Regions from separate parts of the Homo sapiens genome. Here regions 2, 3, 4 and 5 are each linked to region 1. A link is a loop called in an ENCODE intact Hi-C map of the cell type or tissue named here. Cell type or tissue: endothelial cell of umbilical vein. All regions are shown on one strand. Each heading gives the region's core, and the rest is flanking DNA. Links, peaks and the distances in the headings are about the cores only. Region 1 has its middle 200 kb from the start of SORL1-AS1. Region 2 has its middle 130 kb from the start of MIR125B1. Region 3 overlaps MIR100HG (mir-100-let-7a-2-mir-125b-1 cluster host gene). Region 4 has its middle 170 kb from the start of MIR125B1. Region 5 has its middle 270 kb from the start of MIR125B1.

Evidence for each region. Hi-C counts contacts between places; a loop is a spot of excess contacts. Peaks named below come from ENCODE experiments on the same cell type or tissue, not always from the same donor. Only the 100,000 strongest peaks of a DNase experiment are listed, where the experiment ranks them.
Region 2: it touches region 1 in a loop (5-fold over the local background); 6 of 110 quality-filtered maps call a loop at or near these places.
Region 3: it touches region 1 in a loop (11-fold over the local background); 4 of 110 quality-filtered maps call a loop at or near these places.
Region 4: it touches region 1 in a loop (2.4-fold over the local background); 10 of 110 quality-filtered maps call a loop at or near these places.
Region 5: it touches region 1 in a loop (2.5-fold over the local background); 6 of 110 quality-filtered maps call a loop at or near these places.

The regions. Positions count from the first base shown.
Region 1 is chr11:121,653,693-121,659,706 of GRCh38, reverse strand. No RefSeq gene overlaps it. Among named protein-coding and RNA genes, the nearest start is that of SORL1-AS1, 200 kb to the right of the region's middle. RefSeq lists an enhancer at 3,661-3,870. In endothelial cell of umbilical vein, for the core only: CTCF peaks have their summits at 3,525 and 4,073 (motif pointing left); DNase peaks (open chromatin) are centred at 3,556 and 3,956; H3K4me3 peaks cover 799 bases; H3K27ac peaks cover 552 bases; H3K27me3 peaks cover 342 bases.
Region 2 is chr11:121,962,251-121,968,264 of GRCh38, reverse strand. No RefSeq gene overlaps it. Among named protein-coding and RNA genes, the nearest start is that of MIR125B1, 130 kb to the left of the region's middle. In endothelial cell of umbilical vein, for the core only: no CTCF peak of the experiment used is centred there; no DNase peak of the experiment used is centred there.
Region 3 is chr11:122,153,771-122,159,784 of GRCh38, reverse strand. MIR100HG (mir-100-let-7a-2-mir-125b-1 cluster host gene) reads left to right here. Exons shown (of 5, transcript NR_137179.1): 4 at 4,153-4,234. Among named protein-coding and RNA genes, the nearest start is that of MIR100, 4.5 kb to the right of the region's middle. In endothelial cell of umbilical vein, for the core only: no CTCF peak of the experiment used is centred there; DNase peaks (open chromatin) are centred at 1,764, 1,874 and 2,584; H3K4me3 peaks cover 1,142 bases; H3K27ac peaks cover 3,217 bases.
Region 4 is chr11:121,927,437-121,933,450 of GRCh38, reverse strand. No RefSeq gene overlaps it. Among named protein-coding and RNA genes, the nearest start is that of MIR125B1, 170 kb to the left of the region's middle. RefSeq lists enhancers at 3,632-4,132, 2,988-4,388. In endothelial cell of umbilical vein, for the core only: no CTCF peak of the experiment used is centred there; DNase peaks (open chromatin) are centred at 3,230 and 3,650; H3K4me3 peaks cover 652 bases; H3K27me3 peaks cover 179 bases.
Region 5 is chr11:121,826,300-121,832,313 of GRCh38, reverse strand. No RefSeq gene overlaps it. Among named protein-coding and RNA genes, the nearest start is that of MIR125B1, 270 kb to the left of the region's middle. In endothelial cell of umbilical vein, for the core only: no CTCF peak of the experiment used is centred there; a DNase peak (open chromatin) is centred at 2,943; H3K27ac peaks cover 1,983 bases.

The DNA.
Region 1 (6,014 bases), core at 443-5,442:
TTTTTTTTAAGCAGAGTTGGTACTTAACAAATGTTTATAAGATGGAATAAATGGGTGGATGGACAAACAAGCCCCAATGATGCAAGATCCCTGGGCAGTTCCTCTAAGAAAAGAAAGAATTCTAGAGAAGGGACTTACATTAAGTGTCCTTTGTGAAGTCACCAGGCACTGGGTAGGGAACCAAGTCGTTGTTTTTGTGTGGCTGCTCATGTTCTGACCTCCATGTTTAAAAATCATGAGTTAGTCCTAAGGTCACTGGGGAAATGCCTCAAGAGTAATTGACTTAGAGAGAGAAGAGAATCCAGAGCCTCACATCTGACCGACAAAAGGAAGGTCCCAGAGATGAGGAACTCGTTGTCCCATGGAATGTCAGAGCTGGGAGAGACCTCAGAGATCATGTCCAACTTCCTGGCTTTTTTCCAGAGGAAAAAACTTGGGCCCATAGTGATACAATGGCTTGTCCAAGGTCACACAGGACACCGTTGCCTGACTCCCTGTCCAGCTTCCTTTCCACTTTACCTGGTGACCACAATGTCTGGGCTCTTTTTCTCCCTTGTTCCCAATGAGTTATGGTAATATGGTAACTTCCTCAACCTTCAAGCATCAAAGATCTCAAAATATTCAAGTCAAACCAATTCTCAGAAACATAGGGTTAAGCCAGTGACTGCTTCCTTGCCCACAGAGGACAGACGTATTTCTGAGGGTGTTTGTTACCTCCAGCAGGTGACGACTAACAAGAAAACAGCACCTTGAGCAGCCCCAGGGGAAGAGAGGTGAGATTAAAGCAGTGATGTCACCAAGGGCTGGGAAGTGGGTGCCTCCATGTTCACTTTGCCTCTGCCATCTACTTTGGCCCAAACACGGCACTAAACTTTTCTAGGGCCCAGGAGCCTCATCCCTAAAAACAAATCATTGCAAAGCAGTTATCACCATGATGGCCATCTGCAGGTATGAATCCCTTTTGGGAACATAAGTGATAAATAAGGGAAATCAGGGTTGGCGGGGGTTAGATTTTCATTTCTAAAGGTCTCAGTATAAGCCTTTATTTAAAGCTACAAAGTTGAAAATTCCCCAGTAAGTACTGTTCTCTCTCGGTATTTGTGGGGAATTGGTTCCAGGACCCTCGCAGATACCAAAATTCATGGATGCTAAAGTCTCTTTAGATGAAATGGTGTAGGATTTGCATAAAACCTACACACATCCTTCTACATACTTTAAATCATCTCTAGATTACTTATAATACCTAATACAATGTAAATGCTATGTGAATAGTTGATATACTGTATTGTTTAGAGAATAATGACAAGAAACAAAGTCTACATGTTCAGTACAGACACAGCCATCCATATATACATACATATATATATATATATATATATATATTTTTTTTTTTTAATATTTTGTATCTGAGGCCAATTGAATCCATGGATGAAGGACCCATGGATACAGAGAGCCGACTGTAAGAGGAATTTCTTATAGGCAACAGCAACACACGTTGTGGCTGATAGAGGGTTTCATTAAACAGGGAAAAGAAGTGACTGGCTCTGTCATTAATGGGTTCAAAGATTGAGGAAAAGCCTCAATCATTGCTGAGGAGCAAGGAGGTCTTATACAGAAATTCCATACTTGGACTTGAATTTGTGTGACCTTGGCTGAGCCGCTTAACTCTTAGGAACCTCATCTGTAAATCAAGGGAATTTGGGTTAGAAATGCAGTGATTTTTAAATTTTGTTTTTTAGCTTCTAGCTGTACATTACAACCACCTGGGCAGGGAGTAAAATCATGACCCCTATCCCCAACCCCTTTTCATTGTGATTTCAGCAGCTCTGGGGGTAGGGTCCAGGCAATTCTTAAGTACGCAAGACTGAGAATTTCTGGATTATAGCATGTCCAAAAACTGATTCTCAGAAGGGAATAAAGTAAATGAAGCAATGGAAAGGAATACTGGAATTCCTTAGCCATTCTACGCACACAGGCCTCGAACCATTGTACTCACCTGAATGCCTAATTTGCCTATTTCCCTCCAAGGCCAAGTCCCCTCTAGGATCAGGGTGAGGCTCCCGCCAAGACAATCAGCACTTTCCCAACAATCTGCAGGGACACATGTAGTTTTCAGACTGAAAGGAGGATAGCAGGAAGTCTGGGTCCCTAAACACTCTGGAGGTATTGGAACAGATGTGTGGAGGTCCCACCATCTTTCCTACGCCTCCTCCACACAGTGGGGTGGCCCCTGCAGCAGGTAAGTGATGAGCGAGGCCCCAACCACATCTAACAAGATGGCCACTCTGTCTGCCTGGCTGGCTGATGCCAGCACCAGCCGCTAGCTCCCGACATGCAGGACTTAAAGCATCTGCCAGACTGGTGCCAGCTTTTGATCAGTACCATGTTGAGCCAGAGACCTGCAGGGAAACGGTCAGGCTCCCTGTAGTCGACTAGCAGGAATCTTACTGAAGAATTTGAGCACAGATTTAAAAGTGAGGTGCAGGCAGGGGGAAGGGGTGTGGGGGACTGCTTGACAGAGGCTGTCTTTTCAAGGCCAGGTTATTCCATCTCTGCTAAGGGAAGAGACACCCTTTCCTGGCTGGTGGTTGGAGCAGGATTTCTGGGCTCCCTTTGCACATTTTGCTGCTCTGCCCTGGGGGTCAGAGGGAGTCTTTTAGCCTCAGCTCATGCATCTGTAATACCCTGAGACCACCGGGATGGGTCCCTAGTCTCCCCCGTGTCCAGCTCCACGGTGTTGCAGTAAAACCACAGCAGGGCCGTTTACAAGACACTTGACGACTCCAGCCAGTCCACTCGCCAGAGGGCCTGCAGGAGGGCTCCTGTCTTCTAAACGAGTCCTCTGCGGCCTAGGCTGCTGTCCTTAGGAAACCCAGTCTACATCCTTGGCAGACATTCAGAGTGCCCCTAAAAGCTGTGTGCTAAGATGGGGAGCCCCCTCCTCCACTGCCCCCTTCCTGGGACACCAAGCCAAGTGTTAAGCAGAGGCCCAGCCCCAGAAACAACGCGTTTTGTGTCTGACAATAGCAGCCTACGTGACTTGAAGGACTCTGCTGTTGGTAAACCAAATGCACGCCAGTTTTGCTTATTTGCTCTAACCTTCAAAGAACCTAGAGGTCCCTTTCTAGTTCAACAAATAAATCCAGTTCCACTCTAGCGGGCCTCCTGGACAAAGTTCCATTGTTACGCCTTCCCTGAATGTCCACTGCTCGCTCCCTCTCAGGCACCCTAGCCCCACGCCTGTTCACCCTTCTTTCGTTTTGGGATAAATCAGCCTCCTTTTTTTGTTTTGTTTTGTTTTGCTTTAATTCTTTCAAAGGGTAAGGAATGTTGACACCCCCGAAACATGCCTCTGATGTCTGGGTAGACTTCAGACGGCTGTATTTGAACGTGCGCTGACGCAGTCGGGCAGATTGGGTTAAACCAAATATTACAATTGCAAGAACTCATCTGGAACTAATAATTTTGAGGCCACCGAAAGTAAAAGGGCCCTGCTTTGGGGCTGGCCAGCGGCAGAGGCCAGCTCGGGCCAATGCTGCCACCTGCCGAGGGCGCCGGGAACAGGGTGCGCCGCCGCGGCCTTCCTGTTTTGCTCTGGCCCCGCTCACCGGCTCCCACGCAGACAGGTTCGCCAGCCAGCCAGACCAGGGCTATTTTAAAAGGCTAGCGCCTCTTCCCAGCCCTTGGTGTAAAGATAGCTAGTCTGGCTGTCCCGTGTCTTCGCTGAAAAAAAGACAACTTCCCAATTATAGAGCCGGGGCTGGCTACAAAGGCAGTTGCAGTTGGAGTCCGATTAAACACGTGCCGGGTGGATTACACAGATCATGTGTCAGTGGCTCGCCTAGGAGGAAGGCTCGTTTAAGTTCAGGATTTTTATTTTGCGGGGGATGATGGGGACGTACAACTCTGGGTTATGTCGGCGCATTGCTGAACTGCGAGTCACATGCCAGATCCAGAAATGATGAAAACATCTGTTTTTGCTTTAGACCAGCGAGGCTCTGGCGGTGGGGAGGGGCGCGAGAGGGACGGGAATGGCTTTGCTCACCAGCACCATCTGCTGAGCCTGCTGTGGAAACGCGTGCGTCCCCAGCACAATGCAGGTTGCCACTCGCCCCGGGAAGGGGGAGATCAACAGGTGGGGGTCTCTGCCCGGGCGATCACTCTCCATGGAGGACAGCCCCGATTGTGCCCTGGGGACTGTGCAATCCCGTATTGTCTCGGAGTGTTCACAACAAAGAGCTTTGTCCCTGAGGACTGCCCGAGGGCAGAGGAGGAGGAGAGAGAAGCAGCAAATGAATTCCCAGGTTGGGAAGGAAGGAGGTAAAGGGGGAGGGGAGTAGCTCCTTAGTGGTTTGCAGACAGTAAAAATTTGCTGTTCTTTCTGGCTGAAATCTACCAGAACAAAGGAACCACGTCTCTATGAAAACTCCCAGCTGCACTTCCCCCCACCGTCCCTCTTGCCTGCGATGGTAGCTTTTGCTCGGCATGTCTGAGAATGTTCCAGTATTCACAGAGACCTTTCTGGTCTCTATGACCAAAGTATTCACAGAGACCTTTCTGGTCAGGCAGGGCTTGACCAGCCCTTCAACGTGCAATCCTCCCAGCTTCAAGAACCCAGCAATGGGATGGTTCTGAATCGGAGCCATACTGACAGCCAAGCCAACGGCATTCTTTCGATGTACAGCAAATATTTACTGCCTGCCTGCTAGGTGCCCGGAACTCACTCAGCATAACTATTTGTCATACAGCTTAAAAAACAATACAAATATGTCAGAGAAAAATGTATGTTTAGTGTCAAGTGCGTGTTTGAGACAATGACAGCTCTGAGTTGAGAAGCAAGGCGAGGATTGCAGACCTCGAATCTACCTTTCCTCAGTATTTGGGGGCAGTTCTGAGAAGAAGCTGGATTCCTCCAGCTTGTGTTTTGGGTTGTGTAGTCAAATCCCCTGAGTAACTGATTTTAATCAACCTGCTTCAGCTCTGACCTCCAGCCCTCTGGCGTTAAAGATAAATCCTCTACAGTTCCCATCCAAACGGCATCCATTACTCACAATCAGAATTGGGTGGGGACCTAGATTCCACTCCCAGGAATCTCCTCTGGGCCAGGTACAAAATTCTGAGCTACAACCAGATGAACAGTACTTCCCAACAACACACAGAGAGGTTAATCCAAGGGAGAAAAACCTGGGTCAAATGAAAAGATCGAGGCTTGCAGACCTCATTAAGCACAGTGCCTCCCTTTACACGCAGCTACCAAACACACCCTCAGCTCTCTGCTGCCCACAGCTGAGGTTCCCAGAAGAGCAAATGCTGCTGATCCGGACCGAAGTTAGTCTCTTCCGTAGGCTCATTTTTGCCCACTTACCTATAAACTCCCAAGTTCAAAAAGGAAACGGATCCTCTCCATTCCATCCCTTCTTCCATTTCACTCCCAAATAAGTATAGAAAGAGCTGCCATTTGCGTGGGAATGGGAACTTTACGCTAAGGGATGAGTCGGAAAAAAGCCTCCTTCCCATTTTACAGCTGGACAAAAAATGTAAGAACCATCCCGATCCTCACAGAGCTTGCCACCAGCTATATCCCCAGTGGCCACATCCGTTCCCACAGGACTCACGTTCTCAAATTATGAGGGCGCAAACAAATCCCCAAAGCCATCTACAAGTCCGTTGGTCAGTCACCTGCTCCGCTCTGATGTTGAAAGATTACTAGTTCAGGGGAGCCATGCGAATCAACACAATCAACTTCACTTTTTGTTTCAGGCCTCAGAAGATTAGAACATGAGACAGCACTTTAATCTGGTTTGGTATTGGGCTGATGTGGAGAGTTCTGATGAATTTTCTTTGTTTTATAAACTGAGGAAACCTTGTCACTGACCCGTATTTCTTTTCTGGACTCTTCTTGACAGTTTTCCTCATTTCTATCTGGTTTTGCAACAGGTCTGTGTTTGAATCTATTGAGGGCTGAAATTTTTCATGCTGCATTGACAACTGTGAGCCCAGAATTTAGGGTGTTT
Region 2 (6,014 bases), core at 582-5,581, 310 kb before region 1:
AGGCATGGTGGCTCATGCCTGTAATCCCAGCACTTTTGGAGGCCAAGGCAGGTGGATCACTTGAGGTCAGGAGTGTGAGACCAGCGTGGCCAACATGGTGAAAGCTTGTCTCTATAAAAAATACAGAAAAATTAGACAGGTATGGTGGAGTGTGACTGTAATCCCAGCAATTTGAGAGGCTGAAGCAGGAGAATCGCTTGAACCCAGGAGGCAGAGGTTGCAGTGAGCCAAGATTGCACCACTGCACTCCAGCCTGGGGGACACAGAGAGACTCCATCTCAAAAAAAAAAAAAAAAAAGGTTAAAGGCGAAACATGGGGACCTAAATCTCTCGTAGTAACTTCTACTGTCAAACATGCTCTGGGGAAAAGTACTGAAACTCACATGAAGGTTATGTCTCCTCAGGAACGTTTGCATGCTCATGAAAATCAAAGCAGTAAGTAAAAGGACTTAACGTTCAAATGGGAAAGACTCTGTGGGAAGAAGTGGTTTAGAGCATTCTTGGGCTCCCTGACCCCTCTCATTGGTTGATATGCTGCCTGGGAGCCTAGGTACCGGCCCTGGTAATTGTAGAGTTATGGGGCGAGCACCCCCACTCAGCTCCTCAGTTCAATACACACGCCTTTAATTTGATGTTTTTTAATTCAGCTCCAAGACTGTCGTCAGCCATTTTTTCCTCTCTCCTTTAACACTGACCACCTTGTTCTCTTTTATACTGTGAACAGAGCCAAGCAGTGTGCATTGAAATCCAACATCCTTTGTGTTGCTTGAGAAATCTGAGGCTGACATCTCCAGGGCTTTTTTGTTTCTCTTGCCTCTCTCCTCCCGTGACCTGCCAACTCCTTTTGGCTTTCCTGGGCTTTCGTCATGTCCCATATCGATTGCTCCCCTTTTCATTATTTGCAGGATGCTAAGGATAGACCCTGTAGCACAATGACGCTGGCTTTGGACGTTGATTAGGTCAGCCTCCGACCCTGGGCACGTAGGTCCAGTGATATTTCACCAGGCCAGGGTTGTTGTTTCATCAGCCACTCATAAAGGAACCAATTGATTTTTTTTTCCAGACTGCTATTCTAAACTCCCAAGATCTTTTCTGGGATTTTAGTCTGCTTCTTTGAATGCTCTTTTTCTGTTTCTTTTCCATCTTAGCCCTGTGGTTCTCAGGTACCCGATTTACTAATTACCCCCAATGCTGGCACCTGACAGCAGGTGGCCACAGTTCTGTTAATTATGTCCCCAGGCTTAGGAATTCTCTTTTAATGACATCCAATCATCTACCTCTGACTCTTGGGCTGAAAGCAGGTTGCAGGCACACTTCTCTTCCCTTGAGCTCTTAAAATCTATTCTTCTGACCTAGCACCTTAAGATTCATGTGTTATGCCTTGAAGGTATATGACAGAATAGCCAAATACTTAATTCCTTCTGCAGCAACTGGTGGAGTCACAGCTATTTCAGGATGAGGTGAAGATAGAGTCTGAGAATGGCCAGCATAGCTTTGATTTACCAGGAAAACAAGCCAGCTGGGAAGGTCCTAGTCAGAGGCATTCTGGGTAGACATGTAGTAAAGTTAGGCCCTTGTGTTATCTCTCTCAATCCCCCCAACCCAATGTAAACTGTTCTTTTAGGCCAAACCGAGGTTGTGGCTTTCCATAAGAGTCAAATGAAGAGTAGAGGGAGCCATCTGAAGTCAGTGAGAAACACTATGTGTAAGAGGCTTGGGTTTTGAGAGCAATAGACTGTAATCAATTATAATATTCATTCTATGAGTGGCTGGGCCTCTGTTTTACTCCATTAAATGGGGGAAATGTCCATTTGTGTTTCCTGGTTTAAAGTTCAGCCAAGAGAATTAATTGTGCAATATTTCCAGAAGGCTTTGTATTCCATGGAGGCAGGTACTGTGTATGTATATGTAAACACAAAAGATACGTAGATATATAGAAAATCCCTCATTGACTGTTTCCAAATACTGAAAGAAATGACTTATGGGTGAGGAGAGCTGTCAAGCAGAGAGTTTTGGCCAATCTGTAGGTATTTTAAAGCAATCACGATGGATGTGGGGAAAGAAATCAATGGAAACATTATCAATAGGGATTTCATTGTAAATACAATATGCTAACAGTCTAGTCATCAAAAATACTGCCTGTCTGTAGTGTAAGCAAATTAAAAAGAGGAAATAAGATATTTGCATATAACTAATAAAAATACAATAAAAAATGCACTTAGTCTCACAACTGATGAGGCGAGGATGGGGGAAGGTGGGGGAAATAGATAAAATCAGTCCTGTTCAAGGTCAAAGGTGTCTTATCTGGTCCATATTGCAATCACAATTTTTATATATGTGTCATTGCAATTGGTTCTCATGATACCCCTGTAAGATTGTTAGGGCAGGTTTTCCTTTTATATTTGAGGAAATTGGCCCAGCGGTTTTACCCAGGGTCATACAAGGTGCGCACAGGGATGTTTGAACTTGATCTTGGTCACTTCTCTTGAGCTAGGAAACTTCTTACAATTCCACATTTTCTCTGGGAATTAGGTATTTTCTTTGAGCCCTCACTTCTGTCCTGATACTCTGTCCTCTGTCTTCAGAGAATCTTGTTTTCATTGGTCCCTCTCTAATGACTTGGTACCCTAGATCCATTGAATGCCTGTTCTCTGTCAATAAGACCTTCCTCTTGAGTCAGCAACTCCCCCAGGGCTGCCCTGAATGATGATGCATCTTCCGGCCCTGGCGGGTTTCCAGCCCCTCTCTTCAGCTGATTCTACCTGAGAAGCCTCCCAGCCTGGAACTTCCGGACATTGCCCAATCAAAGGGAAGCCCCCAGAAGGAGAAGATAAGAAGGAAATAATTTAGGACTGCCTAAACAAATGTACACTAAGATTCTCGGCAGCTGCATAGTTTCCCTTCCAGATGCAGGTTGGCCTGGTTAGAAATAATTCAGGTTTTCTTGCTGAGCTCACTGATTGTTTGTCCACTATTCACTCCAGCACTGATTAAATAACACTCGAGGGATTTTTAATTTGTACTCGATTTTGTTGAGTCTTCTCTTTCATGCTTTCTCTCTCTAGTTAGTGAACTCGCTGCACTTCCCTCCATCTCTCTCTAAGGTTGTCTGAAATCTTCTCAATCAATTGACTCCCCTCCACTTACTTGCAAATATATTTGGGAGCTTTGGTTCTCATACAAGTCAGGGTGCCATATTAAGAATGCTATTGGATATGCAGGTTAATAAATATGCCTGCATTATGACCATTGCATCCACATCTCCGTACCAGGTTTAGACCTAGGGAAAAATTATCACCGTCTTAGGGCCCTTCCATCTCCTCTCCACCCCTGTCATAATTTTTCCTGACCACTGGGAGACTGAGACAGAGTAGCAGTGGTAAGGATTTATGGCTCATCCTTGGTATGTGTAAATAAATTGCATCATTGCAATGAGATCCAGACTCATACAACAGACTGTCCCTGCCGGCTTGGCTATGTTCTCTGCTCTGCAGACAACAAAAGATGACAGGTTGTAAGTTCCAGCATCAGAAGAGAGCAACTGGCTTCCGTTGGCAACCTTACTTGTCAACCGGCAGCTCCAAGAAACAAGGTCATCTAAGGACAGGCAGGGGCTGATGCATTTGAAAGTAGAGGAAGCAGCAAAGGAAGTGTTGACTTCAATTTCATGGGACTGTAATGCCACAGGCTCCCATTCTCCTCACACTTTCCTTCTTTTCTAGAGTACGTCTTCATCTCTCATCTCACCTTGGTACTAGGGTCAGAGTGTAAGAACTAGAGTAAGAAGCACTGCCTTTTCCTGAATGTGCTCATGGAAAGGACTCCAGGACAGCCTCTGTGGCTATGGAAATTATCTACTGAGTAAATGTCTCTCTGTGATCTATACCACACCTAGCCAGGTTGGCATCATCTGATACCAGTAAGGAATTAGGTATCACCCATTAGTTTTTTTTCAATGGAAGGCTCCCACGTACTTAAATTCAATATTCTAAATCCAGTTAGAAGTTAGATCACAAATAAAGGATTATTTTTAATAAATATTTTTAAATCAGGATTTTATTTTGGAATAATTTTAGACTTATAGAAAAGTTGCAAAGATAGTGCAGAGAGTCTCTATATACCCTTCACCTAGTTTCTAGAAGATGTTTTCATACTTAGATGTTAATAAAGCTGACTAATGCTTTCCTTTTTTTTTTTTTTTTTTTTGAGACGGAGTCTTACTCTGTCACCCAGGCTGGAATGCAGTGCTGAAATCTCAGCTCACTGCAACCTCCACCTCCCAGGTTCAAGCAATCCTCCTGCCTCAGCCTTCCGAGTAGCTGGGATTACAGGCACCCGCCACCACACCCAGCTAATTTTTGTATTTTTAGTGTAGACAGGGTTTTGCCATGTTGGCCAGGCTGATCTTGAACTCCTGACCTCAAGTGATCCACCCACCTCGGCCTCCCAAAGTGCTGGGATTACAGGCATGAGCCACCATGCCTGGCCTGACTAATGCTTTAAATAGGACCAATATAGACTTTTAAAATGTGTTAGGCCCATCTAATGTGCAACAGCATCTCTTCTTACAGCCAGGGTCCTTACTGCCCACTCAGTGTCTAATCGCTTTTTGGCTCTAGGATAAGGCTGACCAGTGTAGGAGGAACCTTAGCAGACCCAGTACCATATCCTGGCCCTCAGCCACAAGTTTCCCTATGGACAGCCCAGCCAGCCCTTGGGTCCCAGGTCTGAGCAAGTGCACACTGGACATCCACATTGGGAGGAGTGCTCCCCTTCAGCCTCCATCAGGATACCTGAGAACTATGTGCTTACCTCCTGGCTTAGAAAATAACTCACTCCCTTGACCTTGCTTTTTCCAGTCCTTTCTATGGGCTCCCACGGGCCCTGCCCAGCCCTTGCTGCTTTCCAGGGTATATTCCTGGTACTGTCTGTGCTTGGGTCTTAAATGTTTCCTCCCTAGACTCTATCTACTGCACTGTCACATAAGACCTCACCCTGGCACCCTCTACTTGCCTGAAATGAGGCCTGTTGTCACCACACTCTCCACATTTTGTGTCCTAGCTGCTGGACTGCACCTTCTTTTGATCCCCATTTTCTGCGATTAGTTGGTCTAGACCCATGTCCAGACCCTTCCCGGGCTTCTCCACTCTGCTCACACTGACCAGAGTGAGCCAGGCTTGATTACATATGAGTTATGATAATACTCACTTTATTCAGTAATTTTTATACAAACATGTACTGTCTCGCACTTTCTGGGCTCCATTATTGAAGGCCGTGGAGACGGTTAATACAACTGTTTCCAAAGAGTTTGTGGTCAGAAGAGACAGGCAAAAAAGTGAGAGTTGCTGAACTGGAGGGTGGTCATTAAGAGGAAGATAGCCCAGCGTAAGGGAAGAGGTAGCACTCAGTTATCTAGAAAAGGGCACAAAGGAAGAAAAGCAGGCTTGAGCAGAACAATAAGTGCTGTCATTTTGGGCATGTTCTATTTGAAGCAGGTACAGGACCTTCAGATGAAGATGTCCATTAAGTCTCAGACATAGAAGCCTGGAAATAGGAGGGAAATGTGGGCTGAACTTTTGAAGTTACCCAGATACAGGGACAAATTGAATCCTAAGGCCGTCCAGAGATCCTGGGTAGAAGGAGAAGAAGGTTAAAAGGGGGCTTGAAGGAATTCAGTTAAGGGATGGGGGGGAAAACACAGTAATTTCTGAAAATGTCTCTCCAACTGGCAGCGTTAAAGGCACAAAGGAAGTGGCATTCACTCACTCCCTCTGTTCCCCACATCTGAGCTGTCTTCCTGTAGTGCAATCTGCCCAGGCAGGCAGCAGCCGGACATTGCTCTTTGCTATTGTTGGGAAAAGAACAAGAAAGCTGAATGTCATGGCCACTGCCATTAAAGCATAACTCATTCTCCTCCAGGTTGTTCAGGGTCCTAGTAAAGTCAAAGCAGAAGCTGTGGGATCTTGGCACATCCACAGTCCCTGAATGGATTTTTCTATCCTCATCCATAATCT
Region 3 (6,014 bases), core at 346-5,345, 500 kb before region 1:
TCACACACACACACACACACACATGCACACAAACACACACACCCTTTTAACTTGTTAAGTTTGAAAGATGATGATATCTACAACCCGTGTGCTTTGCCAGAATGCACGGTTAGGGCCAAGATTAATGCAGAAGGTTGGTGCAACGTTGCCGCAGAGCAGCGTGATCAGAATACAAGATGGAGCGTAGGGGGAAAGGCCAAGAAATATGTCTGCGCTTGGAGTTTACACAAGTCTCCTTAGCAACTTGTCTGCATTTATTTTTCCCTTAATGTGTGTGGGTTTATTCCAAACCCTGAGTGAAATGGGAGTTGAGTTTCTGACAGTCCCCTATTTCCCTTCTTTGGGGGCAAAATTGTTTCATTTGGTGAGTGAGGCTTTCTCTTTTTTACCAGCTCCTTCTCCTCCCTTCCACCCCCGGCCCCTCCCATTGAGGGAGCTCTGATCCTTTGCATTGTGACTTTGTGGTCTGTTGGTAGCTTTCCAGAAAACCACCTCTCCGTGGGGGAATGAGCGAGCCTGTTTCTGATGGCTACAGCTGTGCAGATTTCTGCCACAGCCTTGCTGCTTCAAGTGCACGATCCTGTGCGTGGCACAAGTGTAAATATGCCTGTTACACGCCTGGGTTATAAAATCTGGGAGGAACAACGGCGCTCCTTTCCTCTCTATTTTTCTTTTTCTGTCTTACCCTCCTCCCTTTCTATCTCTACCACCCCTCCCCCAACACAAAGACCCTGTAATTCTAATTAGAAGATGAATATAAAGCTATTAGGAAAAAATCCTGACTTTTAGGGATTTGATATGTTGGATTTTATGTGGCTGGGCTTGCTGCAGGGGAGACGACCATAAATTCTGCAGTGGTTTTACCTAAAATTGTTTTTACCTTGAAATAGCTCTAGGGGAGTATAGATGCTGCCTCATTGGAGCCGATGCTGAATATAAATCTTCATATTTCTCTTTCTGCCCCCTCCCATTTTAGAGTCTGGGGAAAAAGGAAAAAAGAAACCTAGCCAAAAAAACGTTAAGGTTTGACTTTGGCTCTTTTACAAACAGATGTTGCTTGTCATTCTCTTGTTGTTAAGCAGGCACCAGATTGGATCAAGCAGCAGTTGTGTGTGTGTGTGTATGTATGTATGTGTGTGTGTGTGTGTGTGTGTGTGTGTGAGAGAGAGAGAGAGAGAGAGAGACAGAGAGAGAGAGAGAAAGAGTTAGGAGGTTGATGGAGGGCTAGAAAGCAAAATAACCAGATCAATATTTGGGACAAGTTGAGAGCGAGAAGTAAGGAAAATAGTCTAATACTTTTTTTCTTTCCCAACTTCAATTTGGTGAAGAGTATATAAAATCGTCTTCTAGTTGGTTGGTTGTTGTTCCAAACAAAGAGAGACATGTGGAAATCAATAGACATGGAGAGCCCTAGGTGGAGAAACGCTGACCTGCTGGGTGAAATGCAGAGAGACAGGGGTGTGTGACTTTTCCTCTGAGTGGATCTGCACCCTGGAGTAAGAAAAAAGGTCTTTCTGTTTCAGCTGAACATCTTTTCTTGGGTTTGAAGGTTGCTTTTTTTTTTTTTATAAGTATCATTTTGGACGTTCCAGGCTCCTCTATAACTTTCCCAGAACAAGACTCCATTGTCATGCGGTCAAAACCCTCAAGAAATACTCACTCTTTACATATTATGTATCTCTTTTCTTGCAGGATTCAATCTTCAAATCTTCCCAAGCCATCCTATCCACCCACTTTCTCATCTAATTGTGAGATACTTTCTCAAGAGCAAAACATAGCTTTGAACAGAAAGTGTTAAAGTTGGCTGGTGTCTAGGAAGCATTTATATAGCATATAGTTCACTTCTATTAAAGAGATGACAGTCATCTGATTTTTAAAAGTACGTGTCTGATGTTTCTATGTCAGAATCAAGGTCTTGTTATTTTTTCAAATTTCAATTCTCCTCCCCTGCTTTATTAGCAAAATAGCTAGAAAGGAAGTTGTAGGCTGGCATCATTGTTTGCATTTTAAAAAGGAAGAAAAATTGTCATCCTGAGCAAACTTATTCCTTTCAAAAGTGAAAGTAGTATACCTTAGCCAGCGCACACGATACAACTTGGTACTGGCAAAGTCTCTCTTTTGTTTCATCTAGTGTGTCAAAAGTGAATTTGCCATCAATTTCTCACTCTCAAATAGTTGATTTCTGTTATATGCCTGTTTTAAGTGAATATTAAGTGGGTTTAAGATTTTTTTAATTACAGAAAAGTAAGCTCACTATTCAAATAGTCTAAGAGTGTCTTTTGTTTTCATCCGATCTATCTTCTATTATACCATTTTCCATCTTTTCTCTTTGCTTGATCTACACACACTTGCATTTATCATTTTCATAAAATATTGTTTAGTGTGGGCAGGGTGTGGTGAGATGAAGATTATAAATATCCATCAATCTTCAGTGTTCCATTTGCTCGAAAGAAACATGAAAGCCATGGCATTGCTTTGCCATTCTCCTCGCTCCCTACTGCCTTCTGGCCAGTTTTTCCTTGTAAAAAGGAATGAGTTCTACCTAAGCTAACTGGTTTTGATGCCAAAAGCCTCTGCGTCATATCCTTGAGCGCTGCTCCCACTCTGTGGTCTGATATCCTTGTGGCAATGTCCCAGGTGGATAAAACGTGGCACGACAATTGGCACCAATGAATTACTCTTGGAGTAGCAATTGCTGGATGTGCCTCTTTTGTTGAGGTGATTGGATCTTTTGGCAAAAACCAGTGACTGCAAAGGATGAGAGAAACGATCAGAAAAACTGAAAAGCTGTAGGAGACCAAACACTAGTGTCTCCCCTGCTTCAGGGGACACCCACTGTCAGAGTGAACGACAAAGGTTAGATTTGAACAAGCTTTCTTTCTTTCTTTCTCTTTCTTTCTTTCTTTCTTTCTTTCTTTCTTTCTTTCTTTCTTTCTTTCTTTCTGTTTCTCTTTCTTTTCTTTCCTTTCTTCCTACTTTTTCTTTCTCCTTCTTTCTTTCTCTTTCCTTCCTTCCTTCCTTTCCTTATTCTTTCCTTTTTTTCCTTCTCTTTATTTTTTCTTTATTCTCTATCTTGCTCTTTCTTTCCTTTCTCTGTCTCTGGCTCTTTTTCTTTTTCTCTCTTTTTTCTTTTCTCTCTCTGTGCCGCTCTCTTTTCTCTTTTTTTCTCCTTCCTTCCATCCTTCCTTCCTTCCTTCCTTCCTCCTGTCCTTCCCAGATAAAAAATATTATCTGGTCAAACTGTCCCATCTGTTTGGGACAAAGGAGATCCACTGAGATTTTGTACAAGACGTACATTTTTAAAAAGGAAGGGGGGTAGAGGGCAGGAAATCTTTCCGTTGGTGTCGTTCTGCTGATGTCACCATGGATTCAGTGTTCAAGTCCACAGCCAGGCAAAACTCAAATAAATTTTCCTTTTTGCAAGCAGCTGCACTGTGAGTTCGCCTTCCATTAGTAAAGGGACAATGAAGGGAAGGCGAACCCCGCGTCCAAAACATGGCCAATGAAAGGACACTGGAATGGAAGCCAGGAATCCTGCTGTGGTGGAGAGGCATAGACTCATGAGTCCACCACAATCGGATACTTGCTTCTTTTTAACAGCCCTATCAGCCGAGAGAAATAATGACTCCTGAATCATTTGACAGTAAAAAAGTTAAAATGATGTCTCAATGGCGCTGCATCATGCCAGGTAATCACTGCCCAATTCATTGATTATTCCTTAAACTATTCTTAACCATAGATAGCCTATCTCTTCATCATGCTTAGCAAGTGAGTGGTTTGGTATAAAACATTTGTACAAAAGTATGGGAGTATTCCGAGACTTCACATTCCTATTTGATCATTTTTCTGGTAAAATTGTTCTCAAGGTCCAAGCGTAGCCAGGGGAATTCCAGGAAAGATTTGTGAAATTACTTATTTGCAGAACCTATTTATTATGCGTAGTTCTGGAAATGAAGTAAACATAATGGTTCCCGATGTTTTTCTAGAAATAGTTTTATTTCAGTTTTTGTTTTTCTTTTTACTCTTGTTCTAGTGTTACTTTCAACTTTACAAAAGAGTTGGGTGGCAAAAAAAAAAAAAAAAAAAAACAACTGAAAAACAAGTAAAAATTCTTAACCCATTTTAAAATATTGTAAATGTCTTATTTTCCAGACGCGCGTGGATGATTTGAAGATATTAGCCTAACAAGATGGAAGCAGGTTTAAAATTTTACATAAGAAGTTACCTTTTTCAGGTAATGGTGTTTTTCTGTAATTTTCCCAAACCTTTCGCTTCCTCAAGTATTGCAAATTTTTAGGGCATGCTTGAATGATTTAATTATGAAGAATAACTACATTTTAAACTTAATTTTTTAAAAAAGAAACCAGTTTTATAATTTTCCTAGCCAAGGAGTAGAGCAGGCATGACATTCAACTCTATGGAGTTTGGAAAATTTTTAGAAATTTATTACTGAACAGCACTTGGTTTTTTGGATTTGAAAATTAAGCCATAGAGCTACAACTAAATTCTGTTTTGCCAAACTTCACAGCACCAGCAGGCTCTGAGCAATCATAAGCATTTGAAACTAGCAGGCACTGCCCCTTAACTCTGTCGCTATCTTGGGCATTTGAATGAAAAAATATAAGTATTACAGGATTGGCTCTAAAAAGCCTACCATGTGTTCTGAATTCCTGGAAGATAGAGCTTATATAAATTACATAATAACAATATTGATTTTTTTTTTTACTTTAGTCATAGATTGGCAATACTATATGGCACTTTATGAAACTATTCCCATGCATATATTCAGTGAGTAGGATTTGATCTTAGCTTTCATGATACAGGCAGTTTCCTTTTAGTGTCATTGAAGGGCTTTATGCCACCTAAAAATGTTTAATAACATAAATTATATATTTGCTTTATAAGTTACATTACTCGGCCTTTGTCACTGCTTATCAGCATTAACCCATATTTTCCAACTTGTTAATATTACTAAGAGAGCCCACGGATTCTTGCTTAATGAAGCAAGCCAAAATTTCTTCTGAAAAAAACCCCTCATTTTCCTCCTCAACACAAAGAAGATTCTTAAAGGACGTATTCAATTAATACTTTAAGAAAAATATCTACTCCCAAACAAACCATCCCTTTACTAGGTCAGTATTTGATTTTCTTCTCGTTTTTTTCCTGCAGCCTGGGTATCTTCTGGTTGCTCTTTTATTTTCTAAAATGGAAACTTTGGATTGTTTGGAGGTTAACACTACAAACCATTTGAAATGAAAAACTTCTCTCTGTTCTATATTTGCCAAGGAAAGGGAGAGCTGCCCCCAGCTGAAACGCAGCATTGAGCTCCTTTCTGTGGAGGTCAAGAGCGCCATGCAAATTTATGAAAGTGGTGCTATTTGAATGTCTCAGTGTACCACTTTGATAGATCTTAGTCTATCGCTAACAAATATTGTATCGTTCTAGTAAGCGTGATGATAACAATTCATTCTCATTACTCTGGGACGTTGGGCTTATTCTGCTCCATTATAATAGGAGCACCTACATCCCCCACATTCCAGCAATATTTAACAGGGTTCAAAGTGGCCATCCTCAAATACCTCTAGCCCCATGCCTTTGTCAGAGAGACGGAAGGAAAAGAAGCAGCTCAGAGCTTATTTAAAAGTCTTTTATTTTAGAAAGGAAATGAACATTTTAAAATAAAATAAATAAAGACCATCTGGGGGTGACTGATTTGGATACTACTTACTTCCACTTGCTATTGTTATTTCTTTGGATCTGAAAATTAAGCCACAGAGCTACAACTAGATTCTCAGTTTTGCCAACCTTCACAGCACCAGCAGGCTCTGAGCAATTGTACCACAGCTCACTTGTGATGAGATGGGGAAACAACAAAGTATCTATGAATGGTTATGTCTCAGTTTCTGTTCATCGTACTGTTGGTTTCCTGTTCTCTTTATTTAACTTTTTAGGTTGCATACACGAGGGCCTGCTCTTTTCTCTGAATAATTCCTCAATTCAGCTCTGTCTTTTTT
Region 4 (6,014 bases), core at 534-5,533, 270 kb before region 1:
GAACTCAGCCTCTTCTGAGATCAGCAGCAGCATTAGATTCTCATAGGAATGTGAACCCTATTGTGAACTGCACATGTGAGGGATCCAGGTCGCGTGCTCCTCGTGAGAATCTAACTAATGCGTGGTGATCTGAGGTGGAACAGTTTCATCGTTTTCATCCCAAAACCATCCCCAAACCCCTCGCTGTCCATGGAAAAATTGTCTTCCACAAAACAGGTCCCTGGTGCCAAAAACGTTGGGGACCCCTGTTCTAAGACATGCTATTATCATGACCATTCAGAATGGTTAAAGCACTCTGAAGCCACTAGGCATTTCAAATCCAAGTAGACAATCATAATCTCCAACATCTTAGATGTTTCTAGGTGCTCTACCCAGAGTGAATGTACAAAGTCAGGACACATTTTCTCTGCATGCTTATGAACAAATGAATCTATTTCAATGACAGTGCGTTGGCAGGAATGGCACTCCTACCTCCATGTCACAGAGGCGTAGCATTCAGGAATGAGTAAAACCACTCCAGGCTTCCTGTCTTCCAACATATTCTATATGTGTCATATTGCCACTGATATGATCAATTCTATCTAACCACCAGAAGCAGTCTCCCATGCCTTTAGGCTCTTAAGCATTCCATTCAGCTCATCTACACTCCCCTCTGGTCAAAGCCATTCATTACCAATTGTAAGTAATGTGACTATGGGGATGCTACCTGGGGCCACTGGAAACCCGCCATGGTTTACAGCCCTTGGAACAGACTCAGACATTGTAAGTGAAAACTCTTTAAGCCAAACCCAAACCTTTTATAATTGAAATTATAATAAATCACACCTCTTAAATCTTTCTGGAGAAGATTTGGGAAAAGTCTCTTCTTGCTCTTTCACTGCCAGAGAGCTCCTTAATAAGGGAGTGAGATTCAAATTAAAAACAAAACAAAACAAAACAATTTCCACTTCAGCTGTCCTCAGGGCTAATGCAGGGTGTATACGATTTGTGGTCAAGACGTGGAAGCTAGGAATAGGGACAGGTAGAACAGAAGGGCAAGCCAAATTAGAGTATGTTTGATCCCAGCTGTAAAGGCCAATGGCTTCCTATCCAACTCTAAGAAAAAGTCCACACGCTCGAGCATAATATACATATAGGGCCTCTGGGATCTGCCCTACTCCTGATGTGTCCCTCTCCTATAGCACTTACCTCTCTGTATTGCAACTATTTGTTTGCCTTCCCTATTAGACTGTGAGGCCTGTGAGGGCAGAGATCATGACTTAGTCAGTTTTAATCCTTAGTAACTTCAGAAACCCAGTAAATGCAGGGTCAGTTTGCACAATCCTGAAAAAATGAGCAAACTGACTCTGCACTAAAGCTGCCCATAAGCCAAAAGGGCAAAGTCAAGGGAAGTGGACCTCAGATTGCACATAATCGGAAGCACTCAGGGGCATGTCTTTTTATTCTAGCTGGGACTGTAAGCTATTCAGGGAAGGCTATTACAAGCAGTGGCCATGAAACAATAAACTTCATCTCCCCACCCCGACAAATGTATCAGAATCTATGACCCCTTCTAAGTACTCTCCTTGGGAGGCAAAGTGTATATTCTGAAATGGCTATGTTTGCTCAATAAGCCTTTTTTGGAATTGTGATCAGATTCAGTTTATATACCACACAAACCAATCTAATTTCCTTATAGGCACATGTATTTCCAAAGCAATGTTCCCCAACTTGATTGCCCACCATATTCATTGGCCATAGCTTCAGGGCGACTTTTAATAGCTTTCAACAAATCCACCCTCTAAGGATGAAGATGTACCACATTTCAAGATATTTAAGAAAGTACCAACAGTGTCCATGCATAACTTTCCAGAAGAGTTCCAAAAATGCTTTGAGCAATTTCTCAGTATCTTGGGAATCAGCAAAAATCTACTGAGAGGACTGCTTTGCAGGCAATAGTGCTGCTTTGGAATTAGACATTCTCATTCATGTGTTACATAACAATAACAAGCACTTATTAACTGTTTACTATGAACCAACTCTATCCAGCAATGTTTGCGTGTGTGTATTCTCACTGAACCCTCCCAACAATTATATGAAAACAGCAACAACAACAATGGTTGTTTTTGGCATTTACTGAGTGCCCATGATGGGTCAGACAGTGTTAAGGATTATTTCGTTTTAAACCCATTTTACAGACAAAAAAACTGAGGTTTAGAAAAAAGTAAAGAACTTTGCTAAGGTCCCAAAGCCAGTAAGAGAGGAACTAAGATTCATATGCAAATGTATCTGACTTGCTTATAATTACTCTGATTTATGCCTGTGGTAGGCTCTGCACTGTGATGTGACTGCCGGATTTATATATATATTATATATATACGTATATATATAATATATATATTATATATATATTATATATATTATATGGTAGTAGAATGAATATATTACTATATATATTATATGCTAGTAGAATGAATAAACTTATATCAGTGACAGTGGTCCCACCAAGGCAAATAAGAACAACAAGCAAAAGTGATACAAGAGGGTTCAGCTCATCTAATTCCTAAACTACAGCCACGTTCCTGTTCATAGGAGAGAGCAGTGGGCATCAGAGACCAAACCTGGATGTCTCCAAGCCAGCTGCAGCATGGGGCTTTGTGATTTGCTGTTTCACTCCAGTTAAGCCCCTGCAGGGCCCTGAGTCTTAGTCACTCCAGCCAGGCATCAGGAATGGGTACATTCACCTCCCTTCCCCAGCCTTCCCCTATGAATATTTATAAAGCGCTCTAGAATCCTGGTATCCCATAAAAATGCAAAGTACGATTATTATTAATGATACAGTTAGCAAGAAGGACATTTGTTATTTCTACTCAATTGGTTTCCCCCAGGAGCAGAAACAATTTTTTTTGACATAGTATTAATGCGCCGCCTCCGCAACTTTGGTCATCTGTCATCTTCTTTCGGACAAAGTTGAGCCAGTGTCTCAGGCAGCACCCTTCCTTCCCCTTTGCAATATCGGCACTAGCTGAGCCCAAGTGGCTTTATGGTTTAGATGAAACTATGGATCTTTATTTGATTTCTGGTATCAGGAAACAATTTATGAGGATCAAGGCAGTTAGGCTACGCGACTTCCTTTCTTGCCGAGGTAGTCGCTAGTCGCACAGGCAGCCCTGGCTCATAAATCTCGTTTTATTTCCCCATCTATTCACCTGGAACTAAGTGATTTTTTTTAAGGCAAAGGGGAGAACACATTTCCTTATGTAAGCACTCTTCCTCCAGCTCGTAATCACCATTGTTTCTCAGACGAACTAGTGAGCAGCTGAAGCAGGAGCCATTTCCATTTTCGTGCATCACACTTGTATTTTCAGAGTTTACAGAAAAATACTGCAACCAATTTGGGATTTCCCTGTAATGAACCACTTCCTCTAAATAAACCAGAATTGATTCCAATGTGAATTTCAGAGACGAAAGGGCTTTCTGAAAACATCTATTTTCATATGCCCTTCAGAAACTACCTTGCCTTTCTTTTTGCTCCCATCCCCCGCTCCCACCCTCCCTCAAGCCCCCCACCCCGCCTTCCCCTCCTTCTTAAGAAGACTTTCCCAGGTCCCTCTTGGCTGTGGTTGAACGACGTTGGCTCCTGTCCATGCTGCAACAAAGACCTGGCATTCCAGCTGTCTGCGTCTAATCTCCAGTGTCAGCTCTCGTTAATGTGTGAGCGTGAAATCAGAGGGGGCAGAGCTGCACGGAATATTAAAACCATGATCAGAATTCCACTGAAATGCTGAGAGTCTGCAAGCACCATTAGAGGAGGCTGTCAAATCACGGCTTCGCATTAAATAAAAGAAAAGATTTCTATCAGAGGAAAGTACAATCAGTGAATCGCTGAGCTAAATTAGCATTTTTTCAATTGGAGATCGAAGTTGATTTATTGTTCTACACGACATTAATGTAACTATGTGCTTGACCTGCTAAGGCAGCTAATTTTTCATTTAAATGGTTTCTTTCCTTCCCGGTGCAAAGGCTGCAATCATATTTCAACTTTGCAGAGTGATCAGAAAAGTCGTGGAATGCTGCAGAAATGTCTTAGGGCGGCCTTCCTTCCCCTCCCCTCTCTTTCCTTTCCTTTTTCCAACTCCAGCGCCTTCCTCCTCCCCTCCCCTTCCCCCCTAACCTCATGGCTGGTGGTCAAGGTCACAGAGGAAGAGTAATCTCAAAGCCACCGACTTCAAAGCCTCCATCAAAGAAGCCCCTACGTAGCCATTGAATTAAAAGGGAGTGGGGGAGGGTGGGGTCCTGGCACTAGACGTTCCTACCAGCAAGAAAGGACCCTTTAACTGCCCTGCTGGTGTGGCCAAATCTGGGGCGTCCTGGGTCCAGTTTTCTCCTGCAGGCCTCTCAGTATGTGTCTCTTCTCATCCTCCCCATCCCCCTCTCCTCCACACTCACATCGTCTGAAGATAATATACATTTCCAATTAGCAGAGCACATTCTAGTCATGTTCTCTTTTACTGCCCTAACTATCTTCCTTTTGCTAAAAAGCTGGGCTGTCATTAATGAAATCCTGCAGTTCTGTTAATCCGAGATACAATGCTCCTTTCTCTCTCAGTCTCTCCCTAACATAAAAACTACAGTTACTGAAGCTCCCCTCTTCTGTTTGGAGTCCTCGTTGTTTGTCTTTCATTGCATACCTGATGTAGCATAGTAGCAGTCGAAGTTCCCGGACGGATGTAGAAGGAAAAAACACAATTATATTTGTTTCCCAGTGTCCTTGTTTGCAAAGGCAGCTGGCATTTTCTGTTTTTATTTTTTTAAGCACATTGATTTTTAAGCTCTGGAAATTTAGGAATATGTCTTAGGGTAGTTTGGGGGCCTTTGCCTATAGCAAATTTGTTGGATTTAAAACAATTATAGCTGGAAGCCCTGGAAGAACCCTGATAAATTACTTTCCGGCGTTTGTCTGAAATGCCTCTTATGAATTAATGCATTGTATCCATAAGAGAAAGGGCAGGTGGGTGGTGGGCAGTGGTGCTGACATTTGCCACACCTTACCAATATCAGTATGACTTCCAAAGCATAGCGGACATTGGACCAATAGCTGGTACTTATATTTTGGTTTTCTTCTTCCATCCCCAAACATCTACATTCTGAATTACAAATTGGGAACTTTCCTATATTTGGAGGAGGCATGAAGTCAGTGTCAATCCCTTAGATCTGGAGGCCTTGAGAATTTGAGGCTAAGAACGGAATCAGCTGCTACATACCCAGCTAGCCATGGACAGATGAGGTGAAGAATAGCCCCCTACCCCACCCCCGTGGCCTCTAAGACAAGGAAATCACTCGGGCGGGGGCGGGGGGGTGGTCAGTGCAGTGAGGGAAACTTCCCTCTACCTTCATCACAATTGGATCTAATTAGCACCCCTTGGTTGGCCAAGATGCTATGGGGTGATTGGGTCGATGTACTGACCTCTGCTCTGACCCAGTGAAAACGGCTCTACACAGGCCAAAGGTGAGGTTCTTGGCAAGAGACTGTTTAGTTGAATGCTGGAGACAGGCACCAGTTGTCTTCATACCTGCTGCTATGTGGTGGAAGTTGCTTATCTTGCTCATCTTTTACTCCATTTAGAAAGTAACACCATCTCTCCCCCATGTTGACTACCACTCAAAACAACCACTCTAAAAAAGAAGCACGGATTTCATTCTCCAAAGGCAATGAAAGTTTGGTCACTAAATATAGAAAATGCTTCCCCATAAGGCACACTAGTCGTCTGCTTTCCCTTGGGTGATTTCCACTGGGATTCTGTACCAAAAGTCAGTGTTGGTTGATCAGAGTTCCCTCTGTCGCCTGACAATCCACATGCATTAGCCAAGAGGTGGCGTCGCAGCATGATGCTCCCAAATTCTCCATCTGTAGGGCGATCTCATTTGCAAACTCTACTAGAGGGCCTAGATGCAAAGCTCTGTAACTTTCTGCACTCACTATTTCCATGGGCATTTGTTCCCCAAACACAATGCACCTCTCCTTTACATGATAA
Region 5 (6,014 bases), core at 484-5,483, 170 kb before region 1:
TCTTTTTGTTGTTATTGTTTGTCTCTTGTTTTACCTTGAAGTAATATACAGAAGATGTTTCGAGGACTATTGAGCTACATAACCTCCAAGGATCACTTCAATTCTAAGGTACCAAGTCTTTATTTTATAATTAAATATCTTAAGCCATCACTCACCTTTTCTATTGGTTGTCCAATCATCACTAATTTGTTAAGAAAGGACACCCAACAAGTGCTGAAGCCAGTGTGGAGCAATTACAGGCCAGAAAATTAAAAGGAGAAAAGACTGTTCTGCACGCAGTTCAACAATTGCATAGAGCAACCAAGGTGTCCTAAGTCATCATATTGTGCATGCACGCAAAATAATGGCCAGCATGTTGAATGAGATGATACATGCCAGGCTCTGTGCTTGGCATTTTCCATGCATTGTCTCACTTAAATCTCATAACCCTGAGATAGATACACTCATTATCACCATTTCACAGAAAAGAAAAAAAAGCTTAAAGAGATTTTAGAACTTACCTGAGGTTATATAGCTAGGAAGTAGCATGAACCCAGCCTATCAAAGCTCAAGTTTAACCACTCTACTACCTATCTATTATACGTCTTCCAGCCTTTTGAAAGGATAATTAACACACTGCTTTTCAATATTTTTGTTTTAATCTATAAAGTGTTCCACACTGTCTTTGTGAAGTAGAAAATCAGCAGGTACTGTGAATTAAGTAATAGACTGGAAAACTAGGTTCTGATCATAATTTGGGCACTAAATAGTGGGCAAGCCATTCAAAATCTCTGTCCTGCGAATCCTCTGCTTTAAAATAAAGTTATTGTGTTTTACATCTAAAACCCATTTCATGGGTTTAGATGTAAACCCATGAAATTGACTATTTGACTAAGAGTTGGTTTCATGGATGAAAAGTTGCAATTTCTTTTTTCTTTTCTTTTTTTTTTTTTTTTTTTGGCTTAGACGGAGTCTCGTTTTATTGCCCAGGCTGACTGCAGTGGCGAGATCTCAGCTCACTGCAAGCTCCGCCTCCTGGGTTCACACCATTCTTCTGCCTCAGCTTCCGGAGTAGCTGGGACTACAGATGCTCTGCTGATTTTTTTTTTTTTTTTTTTTAAGACGAAGTCTTGCTCTGTTGCCCAGGCTGGAGTGCAGTGGCGCGATCTCGGCTCACTGCAAGCTCCGTCTCCCGGGTTTACGCCATTCTCCTGCCTCAGCCTCCCGAGTAGCTGGGACTACAGGCACCCGCCACCATGCCCCTATTTTTTTTTTTGTATTTTTAGTAGAGACGGGGTTTCACCGTGGTCTCGATCTCCTGACCTCGTGATCCACCCGCCTTGGCCTCCCAAAGTGCTGTGATTACAGGCGTGAGCCACCATGCCCCGCCTAATTTTTTCTATTTTTAGTGGAGACGGGGTTTCACTGTGTTAGCCAGGATGGTCTGATCTCCTGACCTCATGATCCGCCCGCCTCGGCCTCCCAAAGGCATTTTCTTAACCATCACAAAATGTGTAGAGGACAGTTCCTTGGTATTTACCTGACTTAGTAACATGGAGCATTTTCTCATTGAAAGCTCCAAGGCCTGGCACTTTCTCTTCTTCTTGGCACCTTTGCTTCTGGGATTTCACTTTCTACTGCAATATCTTCTCTCCTAGATCTTTATTATCTCTACCCAAATTCACTTTGTAACCAACATACAATTAAAGGTGAAAATGTCATAATAAAATCCATCTGCTTTATCTATCCAAGGCTGGAGACTTTCTTCAAAACCAAGGACGTTGTTAAATTGCTGACTACCCTAACTAAGGGTACTAGTCCTTGGTATGCCTGAGAAACAATAGCATAGTACTATTACTGGTGACCAAATCATTTGAGATTAAGAAGAAAATAAACTCATTTCCAGAGTTGGTCATGGGAGGAGAGGGGAGAGAGGAGAGAGGAGACCCTTTTAATAATCAATTATTAACTCGTTCTGCCCATGAAAATATTTTTCAGACTTGCTTCCAACCCTTAAGAATGGAGGAAAAGAATACAAAATGACATCAGCCCAGTCATTATTTTCATTCTCTCCAATACCAGTAGGTAGATTTTTGGCTGATAAATCATAGTTTTCAAATTCCTCCGATGGAAAATTCTTTGACTATAATGATTGAATACCCATTAATGTTGACAAAGTTGGACTGCCTGGCCTTGTTCTTAGGTTAAAACTGATGAGCAGACCCACTCCTTACCTTGATGATGTAAAAAAGACTAACACAATCCTAGTACAAAACAATTTTATGACTCTGGCCAGTGACTACTTGGAAAGAAAAAGACATCAAACTTTCCCCCCAAATTTTGATAATACCAAATGTCCTCCCCAAAAGGTGTTGAATAGGAGAAAGAGAAAATAGAGATGCCAGTGATACTGTACAAAATCAAATCTGAATTTCGACTATTGCAACCTAATAGGGGTTTAGTCACTTAAGAAAAAAAAAAACCTATTATTGGACACTTACATGTGCCAGGTGATATGAAGATAAAGAATACCATTCTTCCCTGAAGGAGTTGACAGTGTACTTACTGAAGGAGATGGTGAAGTAATCAGAGAATTCTAAGTTAGATTTGAGTGCTTTCCCCACCACGACCCATCACACCCACAGCAGAGTTGGTCTAATTCTAGCTTTAGGAATCAGTTCACACCAGCTCCTTGAACAGTTGGATCCATAACCAAAAACCACAAGATGAGGGGTGAAATGTTCAGCCATCTCTGTAACAATGACTCAAGCAGTCAGAAGCCCACAGAAGGCTGGAGCTGTATTGGAGATGCTGCTGCCAAAGCTTCATGCTGACTCCATCTGTGTCATCAGCATTAACATCACACCTCCTCAACATCTTGGGGCAGAGCTCACTTCTGACATTTTCACACTAGCAGCCAGTCAGATTCTGAAACTGATGTTTATGCTGCTGACATGTCATCTTCTTTTAGCCCTCTTGCATCAGTCTGTCTGCTGTGCCTTTTCCACAGCGCAGCTCAGCTCAGTGTGGATCACAGGCAGTCAAAAAAAAAACAAGACAGGAAGTAACCCTAACGTCATGGAGTCCCTCCACAGGAGATGAGTAATTTGTGGGGAAATATTAATGTTCTGAGTGTCCTCATCCCATCCTCTCCTGTTTTCATATTTCTGGTCCCACTGGCCCAAGCATCTTATTCCTCCACGTTCTTTGCCCTGATGCAGAGAAGCTGGCTTTGTTGTTCTTCTTAAGGACACTTCAGCCTTTTGCTTTCAATCAGCCAGCTCTTCATTCAAGAGATCACCCTTTTGCTTCCTTGTGTCCATCACAATTTTCTTCTCAAGATAATCACCTCAGGTCCATAAGAGGCTGCTCCAGACACTTTGCAATGAATATGCTAATGTTGTCCTGTTTTTTAATTCTGTGATTTTTGAAAAATCTCCAGAAGTTAGTATTATTCCAATTTAAGTTACATTTACCACATATTTACTACTTTCCTGATGTTTTTCCTTTTTTTTTTTTTTTGAGACGAAGTCTCGCTGTGTTGCCAGGCTAGAGTGCAGTGGTGTGATGGCTTACTGCAACCTCCGCCTCCCAGGTTCAAGCCATTCTCCTGCCTCAGCCTCCTGAGTAGCTGGGACTACAGGTGCGTGCCACCACACCCAGCTAATTTTTGTATTTTTGGTAGAGATGGGGTTTCACCATGTTGGTCAGGATGGTCTCAATCTCTTGACCTTGTGATCCGCCTGCCTCGACCTCTCCAGTGCTGTGATTATAGGCATGAGCCACCGCGCCTGGCCCCTGAATTTTTTCTTGTACCTTAGAACATCTATCTGCAATTTTCCTTCTGCATGAAGAACACGTGTTAGAATTTCCTTTGAAGAAAATGTGCTGATGACAAACTCAGCTTTTGTTTATTTAAAAATAACTTTATTTACTTTTATCTTGAATTATTTACTTTTATCTTGAAATATGCTTTCCCTGAGTGTGGAATTCTTGGTTGGCAGTTACTACATCAAACTGAGAATAATCCACTATCTTCTGGCTTCTGTTGTTGCTACTGAGAAGTCAACTTCAGACTAACTTTTATTCTTTTAAAGATAATATATCTTTTTGCTGTGGCTGCTTTTAAGATTTTTCTCTTTGTCTCTGGTGTTGTACAGTTTTCCTATGATGCGTCTAGGTATAGATATCTTTTTATTTATCTGGTTGGGGACAAATTCTAAAAGAGCTATAACACTAGTTATGGCATTTTTATTTCCAGGGGTTCTCTATTTGGCTCTTTCATCAAATTTGTGATATCATTTTTATAGTATCCTATTACTTGAAGTCATTTTCAAACTTGTCTTCTATTTCTCTGAGCATATTTAACATGTCTATTTTATAGGCTTTCTCTGATATTCCAATATCTGAAATAACTGCAAGACTTTTTCTTTTTGTTTTTTGTTTGCTTTTATTGGTTCTTATGCATGTCAATTTGTTTTCTTATAGGCTTGGTTATCTTTGGCAGTGTGATGACTTTTTTTTTTTTTTTTTGAGATGGAGTTTCACTCTTCTTGCCCAGGCTGGAGTACAATGGCATGATCTCGACTCACTGCAACCTCCACCTCCCAGATTCAAACGATTCTCCTGCCTCAGCCTCCCGAGTAGCTAGGATTATAAGCATGCACCACTATGCTTGGCTAAATTTTTTCTTATTATTATTATCTAGTAGAGACGGGGTTTCACCATGTTAGTTAGGCTGATTTTGAACTCCTGACCTCAGGTGATCCACCCGCCTCAGTCTCCCAAAGTGCTGGGATTACAGGCGTGCACCACCACGCCCAGCCTGTGATGACCTTTCTACTCCGGGAAAAAAAAAAAAAGTCATTGGAATGATCTCAGGCTTTCTTCATAGAGTACTTGGATTTTCTTCTGTCGGGTGCCCAAGAAAACCACCAATTGAGAACCATCTTGTTTTGTCTTTTATTAGATTTCTCACCTTGTTTGAACCCTGGATTTTTATCTCTGTAATCCTCATCTTACATCAAAACAATAGTTTAAAAGTGCAAGAGTACCCTCGGAAGAAAATAAGCTTCCATGGTCAGCTTTCCTTTCAAGATTTCTGGTTTCTCTTCAGCTTCTCTTGTCAGTTCTTTGATGTTTTAAGATTTTTTTTCAGAAGGAATGGTACCAGTTCCTCCTTGTACCTCTGGTAGAATTCGGCTGTGAATCCATCTGGTCCTGGACTCTTTTTGGTTGGTAAACTATTGATTATTGCCACAATTTCAGAGCCTGTTATTGGTCTATTCAGAGATTCAACTTCTTCCTGGTTTAGTCTTGGGAGAGTGTATGTGTCGAGGAATGTATCCATTTCTTCTAGATTTTCTAGTTTATTTGCGTAGAGGTGTTTGTAGTATTCTCTGATGGTAGTTTGTATTTCTGTGGGATCGGTGGTGATATCCCCTTTATCATTTTTTATTGTGTCTATTTGATTCTTCTCTCTTTTTTTCTTTATTAGTCTTGCTAGCGGTCTATCAATTTTGTTGATCCTTTCAAAAAACCAGCTCCTGGATTCATTGATTCTTTGAAGGGTTTTTTGTGTCTCTATTTCCTTCAGTTCTGCTCTGATTTTAGTTATTTCTTGCCTTCTGCTAGCTTTTGAATGTGTTTGCTCTTGCTTTTCTAGTTCTTTTAATTGTGATGTTAGGGTGTCAATTTTGGATCTTTCCTGCTTTCTCTTGTAGGCATTTAGTGCTATAAATTTCCCTCTACACACTGCTTTGAATGTGTCCCAGAGATTCTGGTATGTGGTGTCTTTGTTCTCGTTGGTTTCAAAGAACATCTTTATTTCTGCCTTCATTTCGTTATGTACCCAGTAGTCATTCAGGAGCAGGTTGTTCAGTTTCCATGTAGTTGAGCGGCTTTGAGTGAGATTCTTAATCCTGAGTTCTAGTTTGATTGCACTGTGGTCTGAGAGATAGTTTGTTATAATTTCTGTTCTTTTACATTTGCTGAGGAGAGCTTTACTTCCAAGTATGTGGTCAATTTTGGAATAG